2 separate regions of the Homo sapiens genome follow, and region 2 is linked to region 1. A link is a loop called in an ENCODE intact Hi-C map of the cell type or tissue named here. Cell type or tissue: MCF 10A. All regions are shown on one strand. Each heading gives the region's core, and the rest is flanking DNA. Links, peaks and the distances in the headings are about the cores only.

Region 1 (14,704 bases), core at 2,124-10,123:
GGGAATATAATGCCTCTCCCCTAGGGTGGCTGCACTGCTTACATAAGGAATAAGCATCAGAGAGCATCTCCTGAGGAGAGGGCTCAAGTGGGGTCAGCTAGGGTTGACAAGCTTGCCTCTTTCAGGAGGTAAGCTTGGGAATTTTCACCACCCTGAGGGCTTACAGGAAAAACAGGATCCTCAGGTTTTGGAGCTGGAAAGGATTTGAGGGACTCCTTTGATTGAGCAGACATTCAACTTTCAGTCAACAATTTTACAGATGATGAAACTGAGGAAGGACAGGTGAAATAGCAAAACTGATGGTTTTGATACCAGATTTTGCTATCAGTGACTGAGCTGGGACTGGAGTCCAGCCCAGTTCCATCTCACTGCCCCCTCTCCCCATAAGCTCTAGCAGTTGTGTAAAGTTGTTCTTGCAACTTATCTATCTATGCTTTGTCTTCAGCACTTCATGGGGATGAACTGGAGGGAGGCTGGATAGAAGTTGCATCTTCCTTAAAAAAGAATACCTAAGCAAATAAGTAGATGGCTGTTTTTCAGAGTTAAATAGGGGATTGTCAGGAAAGATGAAACCACTCAGAAAGGAGTACATCAACACTGATTTTTTTGTTGTTCGTTTTGCTTTTGTTTTTGCGACAGGGCTTCACTCTGTTGCCTAGCCTGGAGTCCAGTGGGATCCTAGCTCACTGCAACCTTGAACTCCTGGGCTCAAATGATCCTCCCACCTCAGCTTCCTGAGTAGCTGGGACTCCAGGGGCATGCCATCACGCCTGGCTAATTTTTTTTTATTTTTTGTAGAGACAGGGTCTCACTATGTTGCCCATGCTGGTCTCAAACTCCTGGCCTCAAGTGATCCTCTTGCCTTGGCCTCTCGAAGTGCTGGGATTACAGGTATAAGCCATTGAACCTGGCCTTTAACACCTACTTTCTAAGCACTTATGATATTGCTAAGCATTGTGCTGGGCCCTGCTATACAAGATGAACAGATACCATCTCTGTCGTCATGTGGCTCCCAATCTGGACAGGACATGTGACATACACCAGAAACTAATAGTCATCTAAGGCCTTGGGTGGTAAGTCCACCAACTTTACGTGTTAGCAGAGGGATTTGGAGAAGGACGAGAAACCACTGAATGGAGGAGACAAGGAAGATTCTAGAAGATGCTGGATTGGCAAGGGGTAAAGAGAGGTAGGATTTAGATAGAGAGGAGCAGAGATCAGTGTGTGCCAAACTAGAAGTTTGCAAGGTGTGTTTAGGGAACAAGGGACTGGCTTAGAGCAGGGCTTGGCAAATTTTTTCAGTATAAGGCCAGATAGTAAATATTTTAGGCTTTGTAGGTTATAAGTCTGTTCCAACGACTCAGCTCTGCCTTTGTAGCTAGAAAGCAGAGACAGATAATAAGTAAATAAACCAGCATGGCCGTATTTCATACAACTTTATTTATAGACACTGATATTTGAATTTTATGTAATTTTCATGTGTCACCAAATATTCTTCTTTTGATTTTTTTCAACTACTTAAAAATATAAAAAATTATTCTTTGCCTACAGGCGGTAGAGAAACATATGGGCCAGATTTGGCTCATGGACCATACTTCACCCATTTCTGATCTAGGGGCGAGATGAAAGCTGGGCCTGGAAAGGGATGCTGGGGCCAGATCATGCCAGGCATTGAATACATGGTTAAGGCATCTGGTGTTTCTCCAAGGTTAAGTCAGAGGTAGGAATGCATGATATTCAGATATCCCCAGATTTGCCCCCTCTTCTAAGGCACCTTCCCTCCTAGAGAGTGGCTCCCAACATCCCAAGAAGGGGATCCTTCGTTATGTTGCCTTTTAGTGAACAGAGAAAGACTGAAGGAGGAAGGGTCTGGGGGTACACCTGGGAGTCAATTGTTAGGCTTTCAAGCCCAAAGTACCTAAGGATGATCTAAGTGAGATGTCAAATAGCTGTCACATATCTGAATCTAGAGCTGAGAGCTGAAGATAGTGGTCCTGCTTTAAATGATGGGAATAGACAAGTCTCTTCAGGAAGGAATGTAGAGGGAAGAGAATGCAACCCAGGTCGGAGCTCTGAGGTTCTCTACTTCCAGGGCTCAGATGGAGTCCCAAGAGAGCCTGAGAGGCAAAAGAAAGCAGGAGACTGTGATGGCAGAAGCCGAGGGAGAGGAGTCACTTAAAAGAAGGGAGGAAATCATGCCCAGTGCTGCTGCAACTTTTGGAGGCTGAGGACAAGAGAGTGTTCTGGTAATGAGGAGATCTCTCAAGAAGTTGCCAGGAGCAACTTCAATGGGGTGGTGGGTGTGGAAATCAGAGAGAGTGGAGGTGATGCAAACAAGTCTTCAGAGACATTCTAACCTTTGCAAGACAGATGAAATGAAGCATTAGTCATAGGGAAGGATGCAGGACTGAACTAAACTCAACAGACTTACTACTGAGTGCTTACTTTGTCCCAGGCACAGTGCCAGGTTTGGAGATACAAAGATGAGAAGAGACAGGACTGAATAGCCACACACCAATATGATCAGTATCAGAATAGGCATACGTAACAAGTGGTGCTGGCAAGAGGGATGCTGGAGCCGTGAATTCTGAGTTTGGGGATCAGGAAAAGCATCACAGAATGGGTGCTATCTGATCTGGGCTTGCAGAGCAGGAAGGACAAGGTAAGAAAAGCCTTGCCAAGCAGTAGGAAAGAGGATTTCAAAAAGAAAGTTTAAAAAAGAACAGGGAGGGCCAGGCGCGGTGGCTCATGCCTGTAATCCCAGCACTTTGGGAGGCCAAGGCAGGTGGATCCCCTGAGGTCAGGAGTTCAAGACCAGCCTGGCCAACATGGTGAAACCCTGTCTCTACTAAAAATATAAAAATTAGCCGGTCATGGTGGTAGGCACCTGTAATCCCAGCTACTTGGGAGGCTGAGGCAGGAGAACCGCTTGAACTCGGGAGGCGGAGGTTGCAGTGAGCCAAGATCGTGTCATTGCACTCCAGCCTGGGAGACAAGAGCACAAGAGCTGGACTTTGTCTCAAAAAAAAAAAAAAGAACAGGGAGGGTTTGGGGAACAGCGAGTGGTCTGATGTTGCCTAATGGGTAGTGGTGATAATGGGCCACACAGTAACAGGAGATGCATTTGGAGACATACGCCACCCACTATGGGATAGGCCCTTGCACCCTGCTGAAGAGACTGAAGTTTATAGAAAAGGGGGAATATAAAGAATATAACATTGGTCCACCTGCTCTGTGCCAGGTACCTTAAATACTTTCGAACATGGGTTTTGCAGTACAAAGCAGACCTGAGTTCAAATTCTGGTTCTGCAAGGTGTAATAGCTATGTGGCTTTAGGTCCTTTAACCTAGCTAAGTCTTAGTTTCATCTTAGTTTCATGCTAATAATTCTTATCGTATAGAATTTTTGTAAGGCTTAAAAACAAAAGCAACTACCACAACTATGATCTCATTTAAAATAGAGTGATATGGCTGGGCGCAGTGGCTCACGCTTGTAATCCCAGCACTTTGGGAGGCCGAGGCGGGTGGATCATTTGAGGTCAGGAGTTCAAGACCAGCGTGGCCAACATGGTGAAACCCTGTCTCTACTAAAAATACAAAAATTAGCTGGGCATGGTGGTGTGCCCCTGTAGTCCCAGCTATTAGGGAGGGCTGAGGCAGGAGAATCCCTTGAACCTGGGAGGCGGAGGTTGCAGTGAGCCAGGATCGTGCTGCTGCACTCCAGGCTGGGCGACAGAGTGAGACCCTGTCTCAAAAAAAAAAAAAGAAAAGAAAAAGATATTTGCAAGACTAATCTTGCATTTTAGAAAAGTTGCTTTTGTAGTGGTGTGCAGGACGAACTGGTGGAGGGGAGTTAAGAGGGGGACAAATGAGACTGGCTATACTAAGTCTAGTTAGAAGGCTATTATAGAACTAGTTAATAGCAAAAAAGAGGAAAAACAAAACAATGGGCTATTAGGAGAGCCCCAGGAGAGCTGAAAGCTGAAGACCCCCACAAAGGCCTGTCCTGGAGGTGTTGAGAAGGGCCAGCTGTTAGGGGGATTCCAGGGCTCTGTGTGTGTGTGTGGGGGGGAGCATTCTGTGAATGAGATGTGGAGGGCTGGGAGCAGGGTAAAGAGCTGGGGAGAGGCGTGTAGGATTCCAGGCTCTCCAGCTTCAGAGAGCAGTGGAGTTTTTAACTGAGCTGACAGGTATTAGAGAAAATGTGGGTTTGGGAAGAATACATATTTAATTTTGGACAAATTGAGTTGAGGATTCTGCAGGATGCCAGATGGAGAAGCCCTGAGGGAGCTGGAAAGAGAGATCAGGAACTCCAGCAAGGGCGACTCAGCTCTGAGCTGTTTTATGCAGGAGGGAAGGCCTGGCACTGGAGGAGGAATGCCAAGGTCCAGATGATGTTTGAGCATCCTAAGTGTCGGGATTTTAGATCAGGTGGGAATAACGGAAGGCACAGTTCCCACAGAATGGTAGAATGTATTAGAATAGTATGTGCTTCATTTATTTTCCTGGAGACTTGGAGATTGAGAGCTAGAAGGGGTCATCCAGTCCTATATGAAGTCTTCAGCACCTTCTAGGGCCAGGCCCTGAGAATAAGTAAGTGGGGAGACAAGAAAGTCTTCCCAAGAGTAGAATGCCAGCCAATAAAGGTGGAAGGAATAATGGACTTATAAAAAAATCACAACAGCATGGTGAAGATTCAGACTGATTAGTGGATTTTATAGTCCTATTCAAATCCCCAAGGTTTTAGTGGAGAGATGGAGATCCGAAGGGGTTAAGTGGCTTCCGAGGTGATGCTGAAGTGGCCCAGTTGGGAATAATAGGACGGTGTCTTTGTAGAACCCAGGAAAATGTTTTTCCACTATGAGATTGTTGTATGCCTTTTGAGATACATGGGGCAGATTAAAATCTTCATTTCACAGATGTGAAAAATGTCTCCAGGAGCTGAGGAGACCTGCTTCAGGCTGCACCAGTGCTAACAAGCGGCAGAACCGGATGTGAACCCCAGAGTTCCCATCTCCCACGGCATGCAGAACTTCTTCGGCTACCTGAGCTACAGGAACCCTGGGAAGCAGGGCCAGAGGTGCCTGGGGACTGCAGCCCACTGGGGTGGGCATGGGGAAAGAGGAATATCATTTCTGGTTCAAGTTGCTAGTTTTGCAGAGTGTAAAATTACTGCACAGGCCCCAGAGAATAAACAGAGTTAACACCCCATTAAATACAATGGACTTTCAACGTGAGCTCTAGACGTGCCTAGATTGAAACTAGCTGAGCAAGAGCTGGCCCGTGAGTAAAATGTATCACATGCACTCCCTTAATGCTTCCAAAGAGAAAAATCCAGCGCAGGGAGAAGAAAGTGCCGGCAGCAGCTCTGCAGGCTCAGGGCTGAGGATCCGGTAATGAAGTCTTTCTGGAAGGTAAGAAAGGGCTGTGTGCTGCATGCTATTTTTAAACATGCTGGAGCAGCACATGTATCCCTGGCCCACGCACTTTCTCCAGCAGAGGAGGGGCCTGGGGGATGCAGCCAGGAATTTAGATGCTATTTATTGTATTTCCTTTTATCAGTCAAATGATTTTCCTATTTCCCACCTAGATAAAGATCTTCCACTTACAGCTCCAGCTTGTTGACCTTGTCAGGACTGCTGTGCAGCCTGAAAATTGGTCCCAGAGAGAGAAGGGCATTGTTTTTAGGGGGTTGCTTGGCGGGTTGGGTTTTTCTTCTCCCAGCAGGGAAGAGATTGGTTTACAAAAAAAAAAAAAAAAATTAAAAATCTTCCAGAAAACAAAAACTGATTGTTTTGTGCCTTTTTGCAGAACTGAAAGGCTGTCCAAGTATAGTTCACCAGCCATCCCCCTTGCATCCCCCTAATATCTCCACCCTACGTTTCACCAACACACACACACACACACACACACACACTCTCTCTCTCTCTCTCTCTCTCTCTCTATTAATATCTCTTTCTTTCTCCTGCAGCAGCAAGCCTGGCCCTGGCCCCAGACCCACTGCTGTGCTGCTGTCTTGGCAGGCAGCAGGGCAGAGGGGGGTGGCAGCTCTGTCTAAGCTTGTAAGCTGAGCCAGTCTCTTGGCTGTGCCAGCTCTGAGGCCCCTTAGAGATGCCAGTATGCCTGAGTGGGAGCAGTTGCAGCTTCCACTCGGCTGGAAGCTTTGGAGCCAGCCAGGCCTCCAGAAGCTGCATTCTCAGGCAAGGGTATGGCCCGAGGGCTGCTAATCAGCAGGAGGCCTCCTCTTGGGCAAGCTGCCCTCATTGTCTCGCCTTGCCTAGGCCTGCTGGCCAGGTTCACAGGCCAGAGACAGTGCCACTCTTCCTCACCTTCTCGGGAACGGGACCAGCAGATGCTGTGGGAGGCTGGGGTTTTATTGTAAATCCTCATGATTTCTGGCTCATTTAGAGCCACGAAACACAAAGAGAGCCAGCTAGAAGGAGGGAATCCAGCCCCTTGCAGGTTCATCATTTGAACAGCAAGGAGCTGCAGGCCCCTTCCACACTTGCGAGGGTCGGCTATGGATTGTAACAGAGCTGCCGGCTTTCAGGAACCCCAGGTTCTTTCCCACCATTGCAGTGTTTCCTAGCCGGGACAGCAGAGGGCGCCAGCTCTCCTGCCAGCACTGGGTCCCGGGCCGTCCTCCCGCACATCTGGAAATGGGCTCTATCACTCTCTTGCGAAATAAGGCCAGGGATCTGTCTGTGTCGGATGAATTGGCACCCGAGTGAGCACGCATACACATCAAGAATTCCACTTTCTCATTACTTCTATTTCTCCCTCAAGAGCACTTGTGGAATGTGGGGAATTTGCCTTGCCAAGGCGGCCAACACATCTGAGTCTTGGGCTTGGTCAGGCCTCGGTGGAGCGCTTGGCGGGACCACCTCTGGTCTGAAGACTTTGCCCTTCCCTCCGACATGCAGAGAGGGGGAAAAAGTAAACGGGAGGACAGGACCTCCCAGATCTTTTCCCCTGGGGAAGAAAACTAAAAATGTTTGGTCCTGACCTTCCGGGCCCTCCTGAAGAAAGCAAATGTCCCACATTAACAGGTCCTTGAGAAAGAAGATATAATTCCAAGAAAGCATTTTCTTAAATTACAAGTGATCAGAAATACCAAAGGTATGTGCAAACAATGGAGATGGAAAAGGAGAAACTGGATGGAGGAGGGCAGAGCTGAAGCCAACCCAGGGGCCTGGTTGCTGTTCTGAGGCTGCTTCCTAGACTTCTGAAAGCTGCATGCATTTAAATGTCCACATTTTCTCGCAGAAGCCAGCAATCGGTACTTCCCTTGGCCAAACAACACATCAGTCTAATATGGTGTGGGAGAAATATGTTACATTCTTTTATGAACAGAATGTTAACATCACCTAGAATCAATATTTATATCCAAGAACACAATGAACTGGCTTGTTTTGTGCTGCATGGGTTTAAGACAGGGACATTTGGGAAGAGTAGGGAGGCCGCCCCTCCTCCCACCCAGAAAGGCAGACCCGGGCAAGCAGGCTGAGGCTCCGGCATCTTCCAAAGGGTTTCTGCCTGGGAGACCATGCTCGGCTCCCTTCCTCCCTCACAGTCCTTTGTCTCCTGGGATTGCAAGAGGAAGCCAGAAGCAGCCAGTGGGGCAGGAATTTGTGGCGAGGTTCAGGACGTGAGGCAGCATCCTGTCTGCAGGACAGCCACCTACCATTCGTGAGGGCTGCAGTGGGGGAAGGAGGGTCAGGACATGCATCCCAGCATTTCCTACTGCAGATCAAAGTAGGGGCGGACACAACTTTACACAAGTCCTTGGATGAGGGGCTTCTAGGGGATGAAAAACTAGGAATAAGGGGGGATGACACTTCTCTTTCATGCTGCTATTTTTTGGCCAGGCAATTGTCCTCATTTGAGGCAGCCATTACAACAGAGATGGAAGCTGAGGTCTCCTGGCCTTGGAGTGCTGCATATTCTTCCAGAGGCTTTTGGGACACTCTATCTAACTCCTTAGGCTGGTTTCTTCCTTGATGCCGTTTTCCACTTTACTGCCTTTTTTTGTTGTTGTTCTTTATTTTTTTGAGATGGAGTCTTGCTGTGATGCCCAGGCTGGAGTGCAATGGCACAATCTCAGCTCACTACAACCTCTGCTTTCTGGGTTCAAGCGATTCTCTTGCCTCAGCCTCCCGAGTAGCTGGGACTACAAGGCATGTGCCACCACACCCAGCAAATTTTTGTATTTTTAGTAGAGACAGGATTTCACTATATTGGCCAGGCTGGTCTCGAACGCCTGACCTCAAGTGATCCACCCGCCTCAGCCTCCCAAAGTGCTGGGATTTCAGGCGTGAGCCACCACGCCTGCTGGCTTTACTGCCTTTGGAAGCTACTGGGCCTGCAGCCTGGAGTCAGCTGCTTGCTCCTTGCATGTACAATCCTTACCTAATTAGAAAAATAAAAACAAACAAAAGCCTTTCCCCCTTTCCCAGAAGATTTAAGGTTTGCCTGCAACAGACCATCTACAAATGTGAGACTTCTCTTCACCTAAGCAGACTGGATTGGGGCCTCATTTTGCAGAGCAAGCAGGCCTACTTCATTTTCAGATTCGATGCTGAAGGTCACCACTTTCAACCGTAGCACTTGTCTCTCATTAAATGTCTGGAGCTCATTATGATATATCTTGCAGAAAAGTCTTTGCTGCTTTAATAGGCATGATCTTTAGAAAAGATCCCTTGGCTTATGTGTAAGATTGAGGCATGATTAATCTTGGCCCCATTTAGTTGTGGGTCACCAGTGTTCAGGCTAGAGTGAGACCTCTCTGCATGATCACAATTTATAATTTTCCATAATCTATATCTTTTTTTATGTTGTTAGCATGTTTTGTTGCTGTAATTCATTTGGTCTGAACTATTGCTTTCATCTAGTTCTAAGAAACAACCAGTAAATATCCCAATCACATCTGCTATAAAACCAGCCAAGATAAACATATTATTTCATTATAAGCCACTATGTTTAGCATCCTCTTTACGGCTGCAAAGCTCCCCCTGCAGAAATCTCATGTGGCAGACTCATGTAAGTTTAAATATTCTGAACATCTTTACAGGTACTGACTGATTTAAGCCAATGGAAAAGTCTCACTTGGGTCCAGATGTTGTTCTGATGTCAAGGGCAGGATGAAAGAATAGTGAAAGTTAGCAGTAGGGGCCGGGTATGGTGACTCATGCCTGTAATCCCAGCACTTTGGGAAGTTGAGGTAGGTGGATTGCTTGAGCCTAGGAGTTTGAGACCAGACTGGACAACATAGTGAGACCCCCATCTCTATAAAACATGGAAAAATTAGCCAGGCATGGTAGTGCACATCTGTAGTCCTAACTACTTGGGAGACTGAGGTGGGAAGATCTCTTGAGCCCAGGAGTTCAAGGCTCTAGTGAGCTATGATCACACCACTGCATACCAGCCTGGGCAACAAAAGAAGACCCTGTCTCAACAACAACAAAAAAAGTTAACATTAGGGCAAAGAATAAAACAGTGAAATCTTTAGCCAGGGGTGGCTGCAGTTGGTAGGGTTTGACTATCTGCCTTCAGAGCAGTGCCAGGATCTGGGAGAAAAGTTCTAATAAAAAAAGTCTCCTTGGAAGTCTTTGGTAAAAGTCATTCCAAGTCCAGGCCCGCCTTTTAAGCTCTAGAATTGTCAATATAAATGCTTACTTAACACCTACATCTGCTGACTTAACACTTGCATCTCAAATAAACATTCCCACAAGGCTGTCTGATTTCCAGCCATTCCCCTGCCCCAGTCTGCTCCTCTTCTAGTCGTTGTCTCTGTAACTGGTATCTGGACCATCCATGTGAAGCACAAGATCACTGTAGGTGCTCTCTCCCTCCTGCCTCCCTCTCATCCGTCACTCATCTTGTTCCTTCCACCACCAAAATGGCTGTATTCCATCCTCTTCCCCACATCATTCTTCACTGCTACACCCTTAGTCCATAATACCACCACCTCTGGAGGGATTATAGCCACAGCCACAATTTAGCTCCCTATTTCAATGCTTCACAGAGTAGTCAGAATAAGTTTTTAAAACCACAAACTAGATGATGTCACTTCCCTTTCTGAAACCTTCAGTGACTTCCCCCTGCACTGAGGAGACTATCCCAGATCCTTGGGCTGGTGATAAGACCGCACATGGCCTCTCTCCTATCTCTTGCTGTTTTTCCCCTACATTTCCCTGCTCCAGGTCCCTGGTTTTCTTTCAGCTCCTCTAAATCCCCAATGAAAGCTGGTTTTTGTGCTCTTTTCCTGACTCTCCCTAAGTCCTACTGGTTTTTCATTTTAAGTGTCACTTCCTTGAAGGGGCCTTCCTTGACCCCACCATCGAAAAAAGTTGCCCACTCCCTGCCAATATGCTGACACACGCTACTACTACTCTTTTCCTGCATTTGATACCACATGGCAACATCACATCTACTTAAGTTTGTTTAATCACGTTTCTTCCACTAGATACTAGGCTCCATGAAAGCAAGAATTGTTACCTGTTTTGCTATATTCCTATTGCCTGCTCCAGAGGGTAATGCATATTAGTTGAACCAAGTAATGAAAGTAGACTGCATATGGAGAGCTGCCTAAAGGGTATTTACACTGCCTTCCTGGTGAACCCGCCCCACCAGACCACAGTTACCCAAAATTCCTCCTTGAAGAATTCCTCACTGAGCTTTGGGAGGAACCAAGTCAAACTCCCAAATGTCTCTAATCTCCTCTGCTCCTTTACTCCATCCCCACTGCATGCTCTTCTTCTTCCTCTTCTTTATTTATTTATTTTCCTTGGAGACAGAGTCTTGCTCTGTCACCCAAGCTGGAGTGCAATGGTATGAACATGGCTCACTGCAGCCACGACTTCCCGGGCTCCAGCAATCCTCCCACCTCAGCCCCCCAAGTATCTTGGAGCCCCATCATGCCTGGCTAATTAAAAATTTTTTTTTTATAGAGATGAGATCTCACCATGTTTCCCAGTCTGGTCTTGAACTTGTGAGCTCATGCAATCCTCCTGCCTCAGCCTCCCAAAAGGTGTGAGCCACCATACCCAGCCCCCGACTGCATGCTCTTCTTACCTTCCATCCTGGCTATTTTAACAGTCTCCTAACCAGTCTATCTCCATACTGCCTTGAATTCAAGAGTATTTATGCTAAGGACCACAATAATGGATGGGGGGAAATTACATTTTGATTTTCACAAACCTCTAATTGAAAATTTGCATTTCTTTTGATTATAAACATTGGCAACAAGCCCCAGTAGTATTGGCAGGACCTGTGACTTTGCCACCAACAAGATCACAGATATTTTCATACTATATTATAGACATTGCAGATGTTGAAATATTATTTATGGTCACTACTACTTTAAAATTATGGTCATTATTAGAACTAGATCATGTTATTTAATGCTTTATCAAGAAGCACAGGTATTCCTACATAACACATTGTTAATATTTTGTTAGCTATATTTTAATATAGTGGATTTCCTTTGTAATTTTATTTGTATTTTATGCACTTAGAAAACATTCCTAGAAGGGTCCATAGACTTTACCAGATTGCCAAAGCAGCTCGTGGCAGAAAAATGGTTGAGAGGCTGTGGTGTAGTTTTCCTTATGTCACTGCCTTGCAAAAACAGCCTTGAGGCCTTCCCTCTGCCTGCAAAACAAAAGCTAAAACCCTTGGCTTGACATTCAAGGCCCATTTACAATCCATTTTCAGAACACCTCACTATCTTTCTTTTTGGTCAGTGCCCTGGATATAACCTGTGTTCCAGTCACGCTGAATTACTTGAGTACACCAAAAATGTACTTCTATCTCTAGGTCTATTTCTAGCTTATCTTAAGGAACTACTCTTTTTCTAAGGCCCAGCTCAAAATGTTATCCTGGTAAAGCTCTTTTGCCTTCCCCCAAGCAAAACCACTGAATTTTTCCTTTGTGTTTTCCAGAATACTGCGCTCACAGCCGTTTGATCATTTATCAGACCCTATTGTAGTTAGCTTTTGTATCTATTTTTTGTTACATTGTGGGCTTCCAGTGGAGAGGGACTTCCTCAACTTTACACCCAAAACACATAGTGAGTACTTGGAAATGCTTGAAAAAATGAATGTATCTAAAATACTCATTCTTCTGAGGGATGAATAAAATCCATAATTACTATATTAGTTTGTCCTTTAAACCAAGAAATTCTTTTGATAAATATAACATAAGTCTACTTCAAAAATCCACCGGCCCCAAGAAAAATAGGTTGTTGTCTTACATTCCAGTGCCTGGACCCAGCTGCCTTCAGTTGACTTCTATCCTTGAAGATAGCAAAAGCACCCCTCACAGGAGCCCATTTGCTGAGTCTTTAAACCTTCTGACTGTATCAGTGATGTCTTCTCACATTACCCTTCTTTGAATGATGCCAAATATATTTTTGACCAGTCTCTTTTAAGCAGACGCTTTCCATTTCTTGCCCCAGGATTTTCTAATGGTCAGGTTATGGCATGATTTTTATATCCTAGAACATTCAGCTGCTTTATGTCAATCTTAAACAAATGCAGATGCAAGTTTTAAAAATTCTTTTCCTAAGAAGCGTCAAGAATTAAAAAGGAGACCATTCCTTAATTTCACAGTTCAACGCACAACGTAACTGGATCTACATGTGTGCACATGCGCTGAGGATAGAAGGAATGTTAGCAAACACTGACCTGAACTTAGAATCTCAAGGAACCACAGACTTTTAGGAACTGAAAGGAACTTTTTAACTGATAGCAGGGAGATGTGTGTCTTGCCCAGGGGCTCATCTGTTGTTGGGACTTCAAGTTTAGCCAGTCAAAAACAAATCCTTGATTTTTCTTCCGTGATGTTTCATACTTAAGTCTGCAATCTCAGGCCATGGCACCTCTCTCCATTACCCAGTTTTCCAAGCCAAAAAAACTGAGTCATTCTTCTTCTTTTTCTTATAGAGATGGGGTTTCACCACGTTGCCCAGGTTGGTCTTGAACTCCTGGGCTCAAGAAATCTACCCGCCTTGGCCTCCCAAAGTACTGGGATTACACGCGTAAGCCACTGTGCCCAGGAAAAACTGAGTCATTCTTCTTTTTCTTTCATTCTCCACATCCCACTCCTCAGCAATTCCTGTCCATTATACTCCCAAACTATATCCTGAATTAATCTGCCTTTTCCCACCACTCTAGGCTAAGCCACTGTCATTTCTCACTTGGGTTCCTATGCCAGCCTTCTCCTAGTCTCTCTGATTCTTCTCTTGCCCACCCCACAATTCTCTATACAGCAGCCAGAGTGACCCTTTATTTTATTTTACTTTTTATTTTTTGAGACAGAGTCTTGCTCTGTTACTCAGGCTGGAGTGCAGTGGCACAATCTTGGCTCACTGCAACCCCCACCTCCTGGGTTCAAGGGATTCTCATGCCTCAGACTCCTGAGTAGCTGGGATTACAGATGCGCGCCACCACGTCCAGCTAATTTTGTTTTGTATTTTTAGTAGAAAAATACAAACATGGTTTCACCATGTTGGCCAGGCTGGTCTCCAACTCCTGGCCTCAAGTGGTCTGCCCACTCCCACCTCTCAAAGTGCTGGGATTACAGGCATGAGCCACCACGCCCGGCCTAGAGTGACCCTTTAAAAACAGAAATCAGATCTTGTCACTCAGTTGTGTAGAACTCTCTTCACATTACACTTATGACAAACTGCAAACTCTTTACGACACTTCTGAGGATCTACATGATCTTGCTATTGCCTGCCTTGCAACTTCAAAGCCACTCTGCCTCTCGTTTACTCTGCTCCAGCCTCACCAGCTTTTTCTATGCCTTGAAATTCCAGAGTTCATTCCTGCCTCAGGATTTCAGCCTTTGTATACCCTCAGCCCTTCACCGGGCTGGCTCCTTCAAATCAATTTTGTCTTTCTTCAGAAGATACTTTTTCAGAAAGGCCTTTCTCTATCCTAGCTTATATCATTTCTTCTTATCTAGGTAATTAGCTGAGATGAGTTTGTTAGGTTACTTGTTTGTAGTCTCTTTTTCCCCAGCAAGGGGAAGAGCTCTATGGGGACTAGGACCCAGAACAATTTCTAACGCAAGAAAGATATTCAACAAATATTGTTGAATAGGTCTAATTCCAGTTCTCAGACCCACCATACCATGCTACGGCTTTGAACTCATGCCACTCTCATTAGTTATCTCTAAGACAGTACGGCTATAGTGGAATGTAAAGCCACAGTTATCTGGATATAAACCATTTCTCTACCTGTTCCCTGTTCTGTAACTGCACAAGTCACTTATCAGATCTGTGTCTTAATTTACTTACTGTAAAAATGAGTACAGTAGTCCTACTCTGTAAAGTTGTGGAATTACATAATTTACATAAAAAGCACAGCAGAGTGGCCTATGGTATATGTCTGTTATTTCTCTTTTCCCTTTAGTCTTCCACAAATTATAACAACTTATATTTAAGTGTCTTCTACTCTATGAGAGGCACTATTCTAAGTGTTTTACATGGATTGACTAATCTACATAAAAACTCTACAGGACAGAAATGATAAATATCACTATGTTACAGATGAGAAAACTTAAGTCATACAGTGGTTTATGCAACTTGCCTAAGGTCACGTAAGAGGAAAGCAGCAGAATCCAGACCTGAACCCAGCAGTGTTGTCCAATTTCAGAGGTAATAAAACAGTCATTGACTATCTTTATTGTGATCCCATGGT
Region 2 (14,704 bases), core at 1,303-9,302, 470 kb after region 1:
GGGGGAGTGTGTGTGTCCCCAGGGTGAGGAGGTGTGTGTGGGGAGTACCGCCCAGGCCTCCGCCCTGGTCGGACGGGGCAGCCAGGCCCACATACCTGCCTCGGTGGCCGAGTCCTTGCACTGCCTGGCTTTGTTCTGACTCTGAGGAAACAGAGGGGAAGCAGCGCTAAGCCCCTGCCCCAGGAGCCAGGGCCCACCCCAGCAGACCTGAAGTGACTGTCAAGCTTCCCCGGCCACCCTGGGGGGAACATTCAGGAGCCAACTATGGGCAGATGCCATCATCCACAAGCAACCTCCGCCCACAGAGGACCACAGGCTAGCTCCATGGAAAGAGAACGAAGACAGGAACCGAGCCCAGGAGGATGCCTGTGAAGAGTGAGACCACAACCCACAGGAGAGGTGCAACTACTGCTGAGCCCCCTGGCTGGGACTTGGGCTCTGGCCCCTGACTGACTGCCCCCAGCTCACCCTCAGGCCACTTCCCTCTCTGGGCCTCAGCCTTCCTGTCTGTGCAATGAGTGATGTGTTTCCTGGGCTCTGGGAGCTCTGATACCCCCACTCTGGCCTAGGGGCCACAGCATCAGGAGCATGGGCTCTAGACCACCTGAGTTGGGGGTCCCTTTTCTGCTGCTTCCTGGCTCTGAGACCTTAGACAAGTCACTTACTGTGAGCCTCAGTTTCCTCTCTGTGACATGGGCCTACTGAGCCCTTCTCCAAGGTTGTGTGAGGGTTGGCGTCTGCTCTCATCACCCTGTGGGCCTCAGTGGGCCTGCACCGAGGAATGGGTCCCTGAGTGCCGCCTGACGGTGGCAAAGGGGATCCAGCTGACCTGCCTGTCCATGGCCTGAGGTTCTCTCCAGGAAACCCATTTCACAGATGGGGAGATTGGGGGTCAGAGAGGGCTAAGCAGCATCCCCAGATGCAGATCTTGCCTGGGGGTGTCTACGGCACCCCTTCCTTGCCTCCCCCACTGCCCCCAGCCCTGGGCGACCCACACGGCCCAGCAGCCCAGCGCACCTTCTCCACCTGCTTCTGGTGGCCGTTGGCGCTAATGCGCTCGAAGGCCTGCTCCGCGTCGTCCGCGTCCCGGCACTTCTGCTCGTATGTCTTCTTGGACTGGGGGTGTGGAGGGGCGTGACTTGGGGGCTGCACAGCCCTGTTCTGTGGTCCCCGGGAGTGAGGCTCCCTTAGCCCAGCCTCCCTTTTTCCCTGGCGAGGGTTGCGGGTGGAGTGGGGGCATCCTCACCAGGGACAGGGATCTGGGGGTCCGGAAGGAGATAGAGAAGGCGTGGGGGCTGCTGGTAGTCCTGCTCTCAGGCCCTCCCCACTGAGGACAGCGCGGCCTGCCCCGGGCCCCGCCTCCTGGGCTGTGCTCTTCGGCGAGGGCACGCCCCTCGCCACGCCCCTCGCCACGCCGCGCCCTCTTAGGAGCCCCTCTCCCTTCCTGTCCAGCGTCTCGCAGGATCAAGCTCAGGGGTCCCTCCTCCCTCCACCCCTGGAGTCCCCAGCTGACTTCATCTGCCCTTCATTCACGAGCCCCACAAGGGAAGGGCCCGGGACCATCCCCACGGGGCCATAGCGCCCAGCACGGGCCCAAGCGCCCCGCAGGCTGGTGCGCCCAAGGCCGAGGTCCGAGGACCAAGGCTGAGGTCAGCCTGTTCCAAATGCCCTGCCCGGGGCCACAGCCCAGGATCGCACCCTGAGACCTGCGCTGCTCCTCGAGGGAAGGCCGCGGCCCCAGGCCCTGGCGCTCACCTCCATGGCCTTCTTGTAGAGCGACAGCTTGCTCTTCTGGACCCGGTCCATGACGGCCTCATACTGCAGGGGACACGAGGTTCTGAGCCGAGGGCCGCGGCCTCGGGAGGCTCCCCTAGGCCAAGAGGACGGAGTGTCCCTGGGATGAGGCGCAGCACCTCTCCTGGCTCTGGAGAGAGGGTGACAGGCTGCCCTCCCTCCCCCAGAGCCTGCTGCTTCACAGTGACCCTCACAATGGAAGGCCACAGAGAATCACAGGGCATGGGTGTGCCGTGAGGTCCTTGCTGCAGACCTTGGCCAGAGCTTCGTCTCCAGCTGGGGAGTTCCCACCCCAACACACGTGCGCACACAGTCGTTCATCCTGCATCCCTGAGCCTCTGCAGGCATCACAGTCGCTCACACGTGTGTGTACACTCTGGCACACACATACATGCAGAGTTCCACATTAACTCGGAGGCACACAGGCCCCATCCCTAGCTGCCCACACGCATGATCACAGGCATTCCTGTGCACACCCACAGATGCCACTCACAAGTACACACTCCCACAGTCACCCACACACAACCACAGGCCACATGCAGGCACAGTGGCCACTGGGCCCCTGTGCCGAGGTCTGGGGCCAAAGCCTCCCCTCACCTCCCAGGCTTCCTGTTCTGATAGAGAAGGCAAAACAGCCAGGACAGCGACTGGGTTATGAGGTAGGAGGAGAACTGAGCCAGTTTGTGCCTGGGGTCTCAGGGGAGGGGTTCTGTGCCAGCTGGGAGACCAGCGAGGCACAGGCACTCACACACACACAGCACAAAACACCCAAGTGCACAGGGCTGGACAAGGACACATGCTCACAGGCATATGCAGGGGAGCGTAGGCACGTGTGCACCATCCTGTAAGCACATGTCCTTGCTCTGTGGCACACGCACATACACACACAGGCTCAGACACACATGGCACACACTACAACACAGCGCTCTGCCTGCGGGGCCCTGGCCACTTGGAGAAAGAATGCTCTGTCCAAAACAGCCTTTGCAGCCAGTGCAGCTCCTCTGGCCACAGGAGGGCCCAAAATAGCAGGGCCGGGGTCCCTCCTTCCTGGCAGGTTCTCTGCAGGCTCTGCGGGCACGTCCCAGCTCAGAGAGGGTGCCTGCTCCGGCACCTCAAGCCTGGGCTGGCTTCTGGGGACCCCCTGTCTGCTCAGAACCCCACATTTAGAATCCTGAAAGCCCAGCTGGCAGATGGGCAGGTGGCACGGGCAGCCACGCTACATTTCTGCCAGCAGAGCTGCTAACCAGAGCTGGAGCCCTGTCTGTGGAGACTGAGGGGCGCATGGCTTGGGCTGAGCTCCCAGCACTTGGGAGGTAGACATATGTGTCCCATCCTGTGAGAGGGAAACTGAGGCACAGAGATGGGAAGTGGTATGGCCAGGACACCCAGGCCTAGCCTGGCCCCAGCCTCAGGTACAGCTTCTTCCCCTTCAAGGCTCAGTTGTGACTTTTCATTTTCAATTCTTTGGCCACTTCACAACGATCCTTCCTCCCCAGGCAAGAAGCGGATCTGTGTGCTGCCCTGCCACCCTGTGCAGGGCACCACCCTCATCACTAAGGCCCTGAGAGGCTCAGCCCCCATCCTCACAGGCCCAAGCCCAGCCTCCAGGCCAGTCTGCGTCCTGCCTGCCCTCCAGGGAACCTATATCCAACTTCAGCCCTGCAGCCTCCCTGACAAGCATCTGCCAGCCTCTGCTTACACACCTCCCATGATGGGGACTTCACTTCCATGCAGTCACTCTGTCTCGGGACAGCCATGCCCTACATATGGGTGAGAAGTACCTTTGGATGCTAAGCAATGCCATACAACTCTCCCACCCCAGTCTGTGTCTGACCCCTCAGCCTTGGGCAGTCCTGTGGGGTGACTGGCTGCAAGTCTGCCTTTTTCCAGGACAATCAGCCCTGATCCTTGGACTCAAGACCAGTTTCCAGTGACCCCCACAACTCAGACTGCCTCCTCTGGACACTGCCAAGTTGCCACAGACCCTCTAGAGTCTGCTGTAGTAGGATCCTCCTAGGCGTGAGGCAGCTCGACAGGAAGGACCTTCCATGGGGCTCTGGGACTAAGAGTTGGCCTTAGTGCCAGCGGCCAGGCCTCTGCCCTCCCTACCCACTTCAGATCACCCTCAAGCCCCAAAGCCTGGAGTGCTGTCCCACCACCACCCCTGCCGCCCTCCACTGGCTCTACCAGGAAGGTCAGCCCCCTACCCCCACAGCAACTGAGAGGCTGGCAATGGGGGAGCAGCTCCCCCGCCCCCTGCACCTGCCTCACCTTCTTCCTCTGCTCCTTCTGCCTCTCACGAAACTCCTCGAGACTCCGCAGCTCCTCACGCAGGGTCAGGGCCAGCTGGATGTGTGAGCTGCCCACATTCTCCATTTCTGGGGGCAGAGCATGGATACTGGTCCCCAGTGTCAGATCTGATGGGCCTCAGCCACCCACAACTCACCCGTGTGGGCCAGCCCAGCCCCAGCCCCAACACCTCATCTTCTGTCCCCCCAAACCCTCCACCAGCCTCGCAGTCCCAAAAGATCCCATTGCCCCAGGGTAGGGGACTTACGCTGCTTCAAGGAGTCAAAGGAGGCCCTCAGGGAGCTGCAAAACAGATGGGTCCAGGTCAGGAGGAGGAGAGCACAGCGGGAACCTACAGTCCAGGCTGCCTCCCGGCGGGGTGGGCAGTGGGGAGGACTTTTATTTTGGTGGGAAGACCCTGGGTCACTCTAGAACCAAGGGACCCTTTAGCCAGATGGTGACCATCCACTGGGGCCCCAGACTGATTTCTGGAAGACAAAGCTCTCTGCAAATTAAAGCAATCAACCCTCTGCAATGTGGCAGAAGGAGGAGGTACCGAAGGCCCCCACCATCTGTGCTCCTAGCTGCATTCTTAGAGAAGAGGGGATTGTCTTCAGGACCCTCCCTCCCTCCCCTGAACTCCTCTCCCACATTCACAGCCCTCTCTCCTCGGCAGGTACCAAATGGCCCCAGGGTGAGGCTACAGGGGAGGGGACAGTGTTCAGATGGGCTCTCAGCAGGTGGCCCGGGGGATGTTTGGAGGAGGTTGGATGGCCGTGGGAGAGGCTAGCAGGGCAGGGCGCAGGAGTTGAGAGGTGGGCACTGTCTGCCAGGGAGGGAGGGAGGGAGGGAGGGAGGGAAGGGCCCAGCACTGCGCATAGGAGGCAGGGAATGATGGGCGGGGGCTGCCAGAATGAACACATAAAAACAGGACACCCAGTGCAATGTGAATCTCAGATGAACGAGCACTTTTTGAGTATAGTATGCCCCTTGTAGTATTTAAAACGGACTTTTATTTTTAAAGTATTTGTTGTTTATCTGAAATTCACGTTCACCTGGGCATCCAGTATTTTATCTGGCTCTCCCTGCAGCCTCTCTGTGGAGCAGCTCGGCTGCCCCCTGGCGGCCATATGGCCTCATGACGCCCACCGGACAGCCCTGGGTGGAGGGGGCAGCGCACCAGGCAGGCTTCTCAGGGGGCTTCTCCTCTCAGTAGACACCTGGGGAAGCAGAGGCCAAGGAGGAGCAGTAGCCTGGCAGGAGCCTGGGGATCCAGGCCTGGGGGAGATCGGTGGGGGCCAGGCCCCTCGCCCTAAACTCGTGGATCCCAAAGTGAGGTCCACAGACCAGCGGCATCAGCATCCGCGGAGCCTGTTAGAAATACAGATTCTCAGGCTCCTCCCCGACCTCCTGAGGCTGAGGCTTCGGGGTGGGGCCCGGCCCCAAGCGCTGCTGATGCCCATCCAGACGTCAGAACTGCTCACAACTCTGCCAGCACAGGTGCCTTTATTATCCCATTTCACAGATGAGAAGCCAAGGGTCAGAGGAGTGAAGGAGCTGCGCCCGTGGCCACCCTGCGGTAAGAGGCGGAACCAGGGAGAGGAAGAAGGAGAGGGGTGGCTGTGTGGTGACCCCACCTTCCCTTGTGGGGCTCAGGACTCTTCTCTGACTCCTCACCAGCAGTGGCACCTCCAATCCCTCTGCTTCCTGTCAGTTCACCCCTCAGCTCAGTCCCACTCATTCAGTTAGAGGCCTCCAGGCACAGCGTGGTCCCCGCACCCCCAACCCAGCCCTTACGCACACCACCCTCCAGCCCCGCCTCCTTCATGACCACAGCATACCCAGACCCCTCCCAGAGCTCAGGGCCTGCACATCCACTTCCCCGCCCTCACCTTTTGGGTCTCATATCTGACAGATACCTCAAATTCAGCGTGTCCAAAACCGGACTCAGCACCTGCCCTGCAAACCTCTCCTCTTCCAGGGCTCCCCTCTTGGCAAAGACACCACTGTCCACCAGCTATACACACCAGAAACCCAGGAGTCACACCAGGCTCTGTCCTCTCCCTTCCTTGCCGCCACCTTCTATTTTATCTCCTAAATCTCGTGACTGTCCTACGCTAGCTGCCACCACCGCTGCAGCCCCTGCCGCACCACCTCCACCTCCCACCTGTCAGCCCTGCTCTCTGCCCCTCCGCCCGTTGCTTCCAGGTGCCAGGCTCCATCTTGCCTCAGGGCCTTTGCACGTGCCCATCTCCATTGCTGCATCTTTGCCTGGCATCCTCTTTTGTCCTTTCTGAGCACTGATGTCACTTTGGGCTGGCCCAGCGGATGTCTGTCACGCAGCTGAACCATGAGCCCTTGAGGACAGGGGCAATGCCTGGCTCTCCTCCTCATTGTCCCCAGGCTCATAATCTAAATTTTCTCAACCCCAAACCCACCTGTGGGCCACCCCGGTTCATGGTCTCAGGCTGAGGGGTGCTGTAAGGAATCGCAGGTTCTGGGAGCTGCTGGCCCTTTTCCCAGCCCCCACCTGAAAGCTGGGAGCCTGCCTGAACGTACAGCACTGCCAGGTGGACATTCAGCCTCTGTCCCACCCCTGGGACAGTCTTGACAGTGATGGTCTGTGCTCACCTTGAACTCCCATTTGTCCCCATGACCTGGCTAGGCCTTGGGTACTGCATAGATACTGGTGCTACCTCTGTCTGGGGTACCTGGGCAGGCAGGCTTTGGCCCCTCCAGGCCCCTCTTCCTGTCCCCTGGGCTGCAGGCCTTCCTGCCCCAGGTCCCCTGTCCCCGTTGCTGGAACCATCAGGCCACCCTAGTTCAGCTCACACAACAAGGCCCAGAACACTCCTCCCTTTCTTGGCCCCAGATGAAATTTCAAGGAGGCAGCCTCAGCTCTGTGGATGAGAGGAGGAGCCCAGCTTTGCCCCAGAACCCCCAAAGTGAACAGCCTTGAGCTCTGATCTTGGGGAGGATCTGGGGGCCACATAAAGTCATTCTCTGCCCCATGAAATTCCTGCTTCCTCCCACCGTCTGTGCAGGGAAACTGTCAAGATCTCCCTGAGCACCTCTACTGTGTCTCCATCGCATGTTGAAGACAGGGTCCTGCACAGGCCTCTGCCTACTGCCATCTGTCACCAGTGCCTTCATGTGTAACTCATCCCATTGCCCTTTTTGACTCGGCTCTCAGGAAGCTCAGTCTGAAATTCTGTGCTCAAATACAGTCCAGATTTCCAGTGTGTTTCCTGCTCTGACCCCACTGTGTCCCTGCTGCCTGCCCACCAGCTGACAGGAGTAGCCCTCTCGGCTCCCTGTGCTGAGGCTGTGCCCACGATGAGCCAGCGTCAGGGGACATCTGACAGGAACAGGGCCTGGCTCTCTCCCGCCAATATCCTCAGCAATGTCGTCATTCTCTCTGAGTTCAGAGGAAGAGAGACCATGAAAAAAATTTTAAAAATCTCTCTGACAGGAAAACCACAGCATTTTTGGTTTGTGACAACTGGGGGTGAGGCAGGGACGTGAGGATTCAAACTTGCACCCCTTGGGGGCTGTACCTGCCCACTGGTAACCACAGAGGGGCTACAGGAAGCTGGCCTTGCCTTGGTTTTCCTTTGTTTCCCAAACCCCTGCCCTGTGCAGCTTCTGGGGGCATGCAGCACCCCCAGCACCTTACCTGACGCAGGATGAGCAATAGGGGAGTGGAGGTGACAGCTTTCTGAGGGAGGTGACATTTCAGGCAGGCCTTGAGGGATGGGTGGGACTGGGCAGGGGAGCAACAGGGCAACAGCAGGAGCAAAGGCCCAGAGGCTGGAAAGGAGAGTCAGGCAAAGTCTCTGCAGGGCTGGACATGTGATGTCAGCAATGTTGGTAAGCCCCCTGCAAATACTAACACTATCTTTTTTTTTAAGATGGAGTCTCGCTCTGCAGCCCAGGCTGGAGTGCAGTGGTGCAATCTGGGCTCACTGCAACCTCCGTCTCCCAGGTTCAAGTGATTCTCCTGCTTCAGCCTCCTGAGTAGCTGGGACTGCAGGCTCGCGTCACCATGCCCAACTAATTTTTATATTGTTGATAGAGACGGGGTTTCACCATGTTGGCCAGGCTGGTCTCGAACTCCTGACCTCAGGTCAGCCTCCCAAAGTGATGGGATTATAGGCGTGAGGCACGGCGCCTGGCCCTAATGCTGTCTTTAAAATGCACTGAAAGCGCTGGTGGGGATCCCTGGAGTTTGGGGACTGGGTCTTACTTGTCCATCCTCCATTGCCACTGCCCCACGGATGTTTGCTGAGTTAACATGTGAAGGAGGTACATGTCAAAAATCACTTAAGATGTAACCTCCTGTTAATTTCAGTGGCCCGAGCCTCCAGGCCTGAGGGTGGCTCCCGGCTGGTTTGAGGTCAGGGGACTGCAGAAATGCAGTACCTTCAGGCAGCAGTTCTGCCCTCAGGGCTCACTAGGCTATTTATAGGGTCACTTAACCACCTGGCTTTTGTCCTCGTTCTGCACCCTGTTCCTAGCCTTCCCATCCCCCAGTCCCCTGCCCGTTCTGCAAGGGGCAGGGAATGAGCATCCCATAGACCTGGGGGGCAGCTGTGGGCCTCAGGGAGGCCAGGGGCTTCCCCTACTCAGGGATGGGCCCTGGAGGGTGGGCCACCAGCCCCGATGTTGAAGAGCCGGGTCACCTTTCCTGAGGGCCAACACACACACCCCCCCCCCCCACAGGAGTCTAAGATGAGGAAACAGGTCCACGGCCACTGCTCACACTTCCCCACCAAAAGCCCTTCAGGTTGGCATGGGGAGGGGTAATTGGGTCTAAGCCAAGACTCTGACAGTAAGGCAAGGCAAGGTGTCTGGGAGGGCTTCCTGGAGGAGGTGGCGCATAAATGGGCCCTAATGCAAAGGACTAGGAAGGAGAAGGAAGTCACCCTCACTGTGCTGGACTCTGGCTAAGGAATGGCAAAGCCCTTTATTTTATTTTAAATTAGTGAATCCTCCTGACCCATCCAGGGCATGGCACATAGTAGGTCCTCAATTAAATGGTGACTAAATGGATGGAGGATGGATGCTTGGCCTACACCGAAAGGAACAGCTGCATGGCCTCATCAACAGTACTTCATGCCACATGGGTCAAGAGCAACACTATGGAGCCCCACTGTGTGCAGTGAACCCCTGTGGCTTGGCACTCTCTGCTTGTCCTTGTGACTGCCCAGAACACCTCTCCAAGTGACCATCCCCTTCCATAGGTACAGACCCTGGACTCAGAGACAGGGAGGACCATCCAGGGCCACACAAAGGATAAGTCAGGGCAGACCCTGCCCCACCTGGCCTTGAATAACCATGGCGCAATCAGGGCCGCCCAGAGCCTCCACCTGGCCCCTTCCTAGTTCTACAAATGGAGCAAGATGTTGCGTACCTCCTGCTTCCTGAGGCCCACCCTGCTCCCCACCCCCATTGTATTTTCTGTGGGTAGCTTCTCTTTCCCTGCTGTAAATCCCCTGTGACTCACAATCCCCTGAGCCTGCATCACACAGACCCACTCCAGCCTGGCTCCCATTGTGCCCTGCTGGGGCCACCCTCTCCACCTCTCCTGAGTCTCTGAGTTCTCCCCATGAGGTACCCTCTCTTTCTGGGAAAGTTCTCTTCCAGCTGGCCTGGAGGCTGGGAGGCCAGGAGACCAGGAGGGGCTCCCCTGGTCATGCTGCCAGGCCCCCACAGCTGCTCCTCCCCTGGCTGAGAGCTCTGGGCACTGCTTCCTGCAGAAAACACCTCCCTGCATACGTCCATTCACTCCTCACCATGTCCTGAGCCCTCCTCTGTGCCCAGCCTGCACCCGGCCCTCAGCCCTTCCCTTGGGAGGCCCTCAGACCATGTTCTTGTTGATTTGCACGGCAGCTCGCTGGAGTGGGAGGTGAGAAACAAACTTGGAGAGGCTAGGCGACTGGCCCACAGTCCCACAGCTCAGATTGGCCGAGCCGGGACCAGAGCTCCAAGGGCTCCTCAGAGCCCTCCGTCCTCCCAGGGCTGTGTGCAACTTTCTGGCCTCACACACGGCTCATGCCACATCTAAGCCTTCCTGTGATCTCTGGCTCCTGGTTGGAAGCAGGAGCCGCCAGGGTGCCTGGTGTCTTTGGGGGACCTTCAGAGTATGGCACATTCAGTTCCTCTCTCGGGGGAGAAGGCAGGAAGGGAAGGGGTTCCACAGCAGCTGCAGGGTCAGGCTCAGGGCCCCTCGGCAGGAGGACTCTGCAGAGCCCTTTCAAGAAGTTGGAGGCCGGTGGTCTGTCTGCCCCTTGGCCTGGCTCTGTCCTCACCCAGGGGGACAGTCTGGGCCTTCCCAGAGCAGCCCCTCCACTCCACTGTTAGGGTGGCTGTGTCCTGAACTCACCTTCATCTCCTCACCTGGCCTCCCACCCCAGCAGTCTGCGTGCAGAGACCTGTGGGGCTGGAGACTCCCGCTTCATCAGAGCCACTTCCCTGACGGCCTGCCCTCTAACCAGGCCTCAGCTAAGCCCATGGGCCCACTTCTTCCTTTGAGGAGGGCTGCGTTACTTTCCCATCACTGATGAGGAAACGGAGCCACAGAGTGTGTCAGCAGCCAGCCCATGGTCAGACAGCTGGGGGGTGAGGAGCTGACACCGGAACCCAGGTGTGTCCCCTCCTGGACCCCTGTCTCTGGCTACATCTCCATCCTTGAAGCCCATGCTGAGCCAGTGCTGCAGGGGACTTGAGCCACCAGTGGAGACGCCTGTCACCTGCCCCTCAGGACTTCAGTGGAGGCCACCCAGGCTGGTGCAGACTGCGCTGCAAATGACTGAGGATGGATGGCCTCCTGTCTCCCCTGCCCAGACCCTTTCCAGAACTCAGACCCTCGGGCTTCCTCCCTCACAGAACCTGGCCTCACCCTGAATGCCCAATAACCAGGCACCAAGGAGCAATCCAGACCTACCCTGGTTCTGCCCAGCCTCCCCCATGCCAGGAAGACCTAAACCTCATCTAAAGGCCCAGAAACTGCCAGCAGAGGAGAGGAGTGAGCCCCAGGGCCCGGGAGATCTTACTTGATCTCCGTCTGGCCACCTGCCTTCCGTGCGATCTGCACCAGCTCCTTCCCGTACCGCTCCTCCGCCTGGGCCCTGCAAAAAAAAGGGCATTTGAAAGATCATCAGTGACTTGCCACCTCTGGGGGAGGCCCAGGTTTGAGGGAACACAGAAGAGTTTTTTAAAGCAGGGCGTGTTCTGACAGAGTTTGGCTGGGATGGGGGCCTCGTCCACTGTCCCAGGAGCCGAGCGGAAGCCACCTGCTTCCTGCCTGCGCTCCCCATGGCCTGCCCAGCAGCTCACCTCTGCCTCAGTAGCTCCTCCATGTCTTTGCACATCTTCCTGCCATCCAGAAGCCGCTGCAGCAGCACCTCGTAGCCCGTGTGGGCTGTGAAGTCCCTGCACTGTGACACAGGACAGAAGGACACATGAGGGCCACGACCAGGCGACACTGAGCACAGCCCTGTGGGGACCCTCCCACCATCTCTGGGAACAGCCTCCCTCCTGCCTCCATCTCCCCTGCTCAGGGCAAGCTCTTGGGACTCCAGACCTGGCTTTACACAGGCACACAGGAGGTCCCCTCACATCTGCAGAGGTGACAGGTACATAAGTGAGCCCCACCCAGCTGACAGGGCCGGGGGTGCCGGGCCTGGCATCTGGAGAGCTCACAGGACAGGACACACATCAGCATGAGATAGCAGATGGGAAGAGCCACCCTTAAGTCCCCCTGATGACAGCCAGGCCTGAAATTCACTCACTCACAGTGCCACCCTTCCAATATCCCTATCTCAGCTAAGTGGGGAAACCGAGGTGTAGGAGGGTGACATGTGATCGTATCCAGAGCGGCCCAGCTGGAAAGTGGCTGGCCTGGCCTTGAACCCCAGGCTGTCTGGCTGGGGTCCCTGCCCTTCACCTCAGCACTGTGCAGTCTCCATGACCATCACAGCAATTGCGGTTTCTTGGGCACCAGCCATGTGCCAGATGCTGCGCTGGGCTCTCTGTGGGCTCAGGAAACCCCCCCTCACGGAGATCCAGGGAGGTGGGCATGGAGGGTGACTTCAGTCCAGGTCAGAGCATGCGCAAGCACACCCTACATTCACCTCTGGACTGGGGTGGGGTGGGGAGCCTCAGAGAACTCTCCAGGGACAGCTACCCTCTGCTGCCTGGCACTTGCCCTGCTTGCCCTGGCTGTTGTTCCTGGCCAACCCAATTCTCCTTTCTCACTGTGCAGTGGATTCCAGGTGTGTGTCTGAGCTGCTGGTGTGGGAAGCTGGGTGTGAGAAGTTGGGGGAGGGAGGTAGTCTTTAAGGACTATGAAGGAACAGAGGTCTCCCAGGACATTCCCAGGCTTGGGGAGTGGGTCCCGGGGCCAGGATCCCCGCCACAACCCCCTGAGCTCTCCCAGGCACTGCACGCAGGCTTACTCCAGGGGAGCTTGAGAGGTGCTGGGGAGACAGGATTTTTGTCACCAACTGCACCAAGGCAGGCCTGACATTCCGCACCTAGTCTGTCTTCCTTTCTATCCCTGAGGACCCCTAAAGCCTCAGAGACTGGAGGAAGAAGTCCCAGCTCCCCTGACCACACACATTACAGTCTCCAAGGTCACGCACACTCCAGGGTCGCACACACATGACTCAGGTAAAGCCTGGTACTCCTTCCCCTGACCCATGTCTCCCCTCAAATGCCACCTTAGGGGTGTGAGGGGAACAGGGATGGAGTCGAAATCCAGGAGAGCTCTCTGCAGGAAGAGGCATTTGAGTCAGGTGCTGGAAGGAGAAGGTATTCTCCAAGGTCTAAGAAGAATCTGAAGTAGGGGTAGCAATGGCATAAATTGCCCCAACAGTGCCCCCCCTCCCCACAAACTCCAGCCCACCCTCAGCAGGTGGACTCTCCTGGCCTGTAGGACACTTAGGACCCCAAGCTCCTACCCCCTCCATAAGCATCCCTAGAAATTCCTGAGGAGGGCCTGGTCCAGGCTCAGCTGTCCACAGAGCAACAAGCAGCGTGTCTAGCCTGGAAGGCCAGAAGCTGTCCCCCCAGCCTCAGAGGCAGGCGCCCACCCCCATGTCCAGGTTGACATCACTGGGTTAGCTTGGACCAGGCTTCCATTTCTGTGGTTTTGGTGGGCAGCTGCTTGCAGCCAGCAGCCCTCCCCTTCCCACCCCTCAGCCTCTGCCCTCACTCCAGACCCTCAGGTCAGAGCTCCTGGCGGCTGGGAAGAAAAACAAATCTGGGGCCTCAGCCTCCTGCACCTGCCCGGAGGGACACCAGCATTCATGTCAGAATGCCACAGACCCCCCCGCCCTGAGAACTGGGAACCACCTTGTGCGGCTTCCCTCACTCCTCAGGAAACTGAGGCCAGAGAAGGAAATGGCTTGCTTGACGCTGCAGAGTCAGGACAAGAATCCGGACTCTCAGGGGACCTGTCATTCCTTCCTGATACCTCTGGAGAGGCCACCTGGAGCCCAGCCCCACACCCAGCCCTGACGCCAAGGGAACCCTTCTCCTGTCCTTATGGAGGCCCCCAGAGTGGAAAGAGAAGCAAACCGAACCTACGCTGGCCATTCGGGAGGAGTCAGAAAGCAGCGAGAGGCCCTGCAGGCTGTGACCGCCGTGCTCAAGTCCCCAGAGGCTGCAGGCTCCAGGATCCCGCCCAGTCCCCCGCTCAGAGCTTTGGGCTGCTGGCAGGGGCTGTGGCCGAGTGAGCTACTGTCACAAGGACTGGGATGTTCCGAGGAAGTGCCTGACTCTCCAGGGGCTGCTCACGATGCCTCCCAGCCCTGCACCCCTTCCCCCAGCCCGCGCCCTCCTCCTTCACCCCCACCCCTGCCACTTCCTCGAGGGCATGGGTCTGACTCCGTGCTCTGAGCTGGGACAGTCAGGCTCAGGATGTGTTTAGGAAATGAATGAACCAATCATCCTGTAACTTAATCAGTCATGTGGGTCTGCCACCCAAGACCCAGCATCAGCATCACCCCCAGGGGACCTACCCTAGTTGTCCCCCACTCCTCTTACCTCCATCTCCCCTCATCCTGTCCAACCTCTGTCATCCGAATGCTGCCTGTGGCCCTGCCCTTTGTGAAATCTCTATTTATCAAGTCTACCTGGCACACACTGCACCAAGGGTATCATAGCGTTATCTTCCTGACCACAACACAGATCTCGGGAGGCGAAGATGGGGACAGGAGGCCCAAACAGGGAAAGAGACTGCCCAAAGCCACTCAATGGGTAAAGGGCAGAGTTTGGGATCTGAATGCAGGTCAACCTGTCCCCAAAGCCATATACCTACATCAGCCATTTAGTAGACAGCCCAGGAACCATTTTCTATTTTGGAACATCCAAACATGATTTGAAAAAATAACTCTTGAAAATGATTACTCAAATTATCTCCACCTCAAATCAAAGCTGTATTTTGGGCTATAATTCAGTTACTGTGGATTCACAGAGGCTAGCCTGGGGCCCAGGCTGGGTCAGAGGAGTGCGGCTCTGGGTAACCCATGAACAGCCAGTGGTCACGGCCCAGCCATGTGGCACCCAGGATAACCCGTCCTGGATTAGGGGTGCCAGGTGGGGAGCGGGCACAGTC

Evidence for each region. Peaks named below come from ENCODE experiments on the same cell type or tissue, not always from the same donor. Only the 100,000 strongest peaks of a DNase experiment are listed, where the experiment ranks them.
Region 2: it touches region 1 in a loop (21-fold over the local background); 15 of 110 quality-filtered maps call a loop at or near these places.

Annotation. Positions count from the first base shown.
Region 1 is chr15:77,488,895-77,503,598 of GRCh38, reverse strand. It overlaps a transcript of HMG20A not described here. Among named protein-coding and RNA genes, the nearest start is that of HMG20A, 75 kb to the right of the region's middle. RefSeq lists enhancers at 5,587-6,386, 6,458-6,752, 7,189-7,989. In MCF 10A, for the core only: a CTCF peak has its summit at 6,607 (motif pointing right); DNase peaks (open chromatin) are centred at 2,398, 6,178 and 6,668.
Region 2 is chr15:77,014,966-77,029,669 of GRCh38, reverse strand. PSTPIP1 (proline-serine-threonine phosphatase interacting protein 1) reads right to left here. Exons shown (of 15, transcript NM_003978.5): 2 at 11,422-11,522; 3 at 11,139-11,213; 4 at 4,352-4,386; 5 at 4,066-4,172; 6 at 1,756-1,818; 7 at 1,018-1,116; 8 at 96-141. Among named protein-coding and RNA genes, the nearest start is that of PSTPIP1, 27 kb to the right of the region's middle. RefSeq lists enhancers at 7,504-7,553, 9,680-9,809, 9,999-10,571. In MCF 10A, for the core only: a CTCF peak has its summit at 5,205 (motif pointing left); no DNase peak of the experiment used is centred there.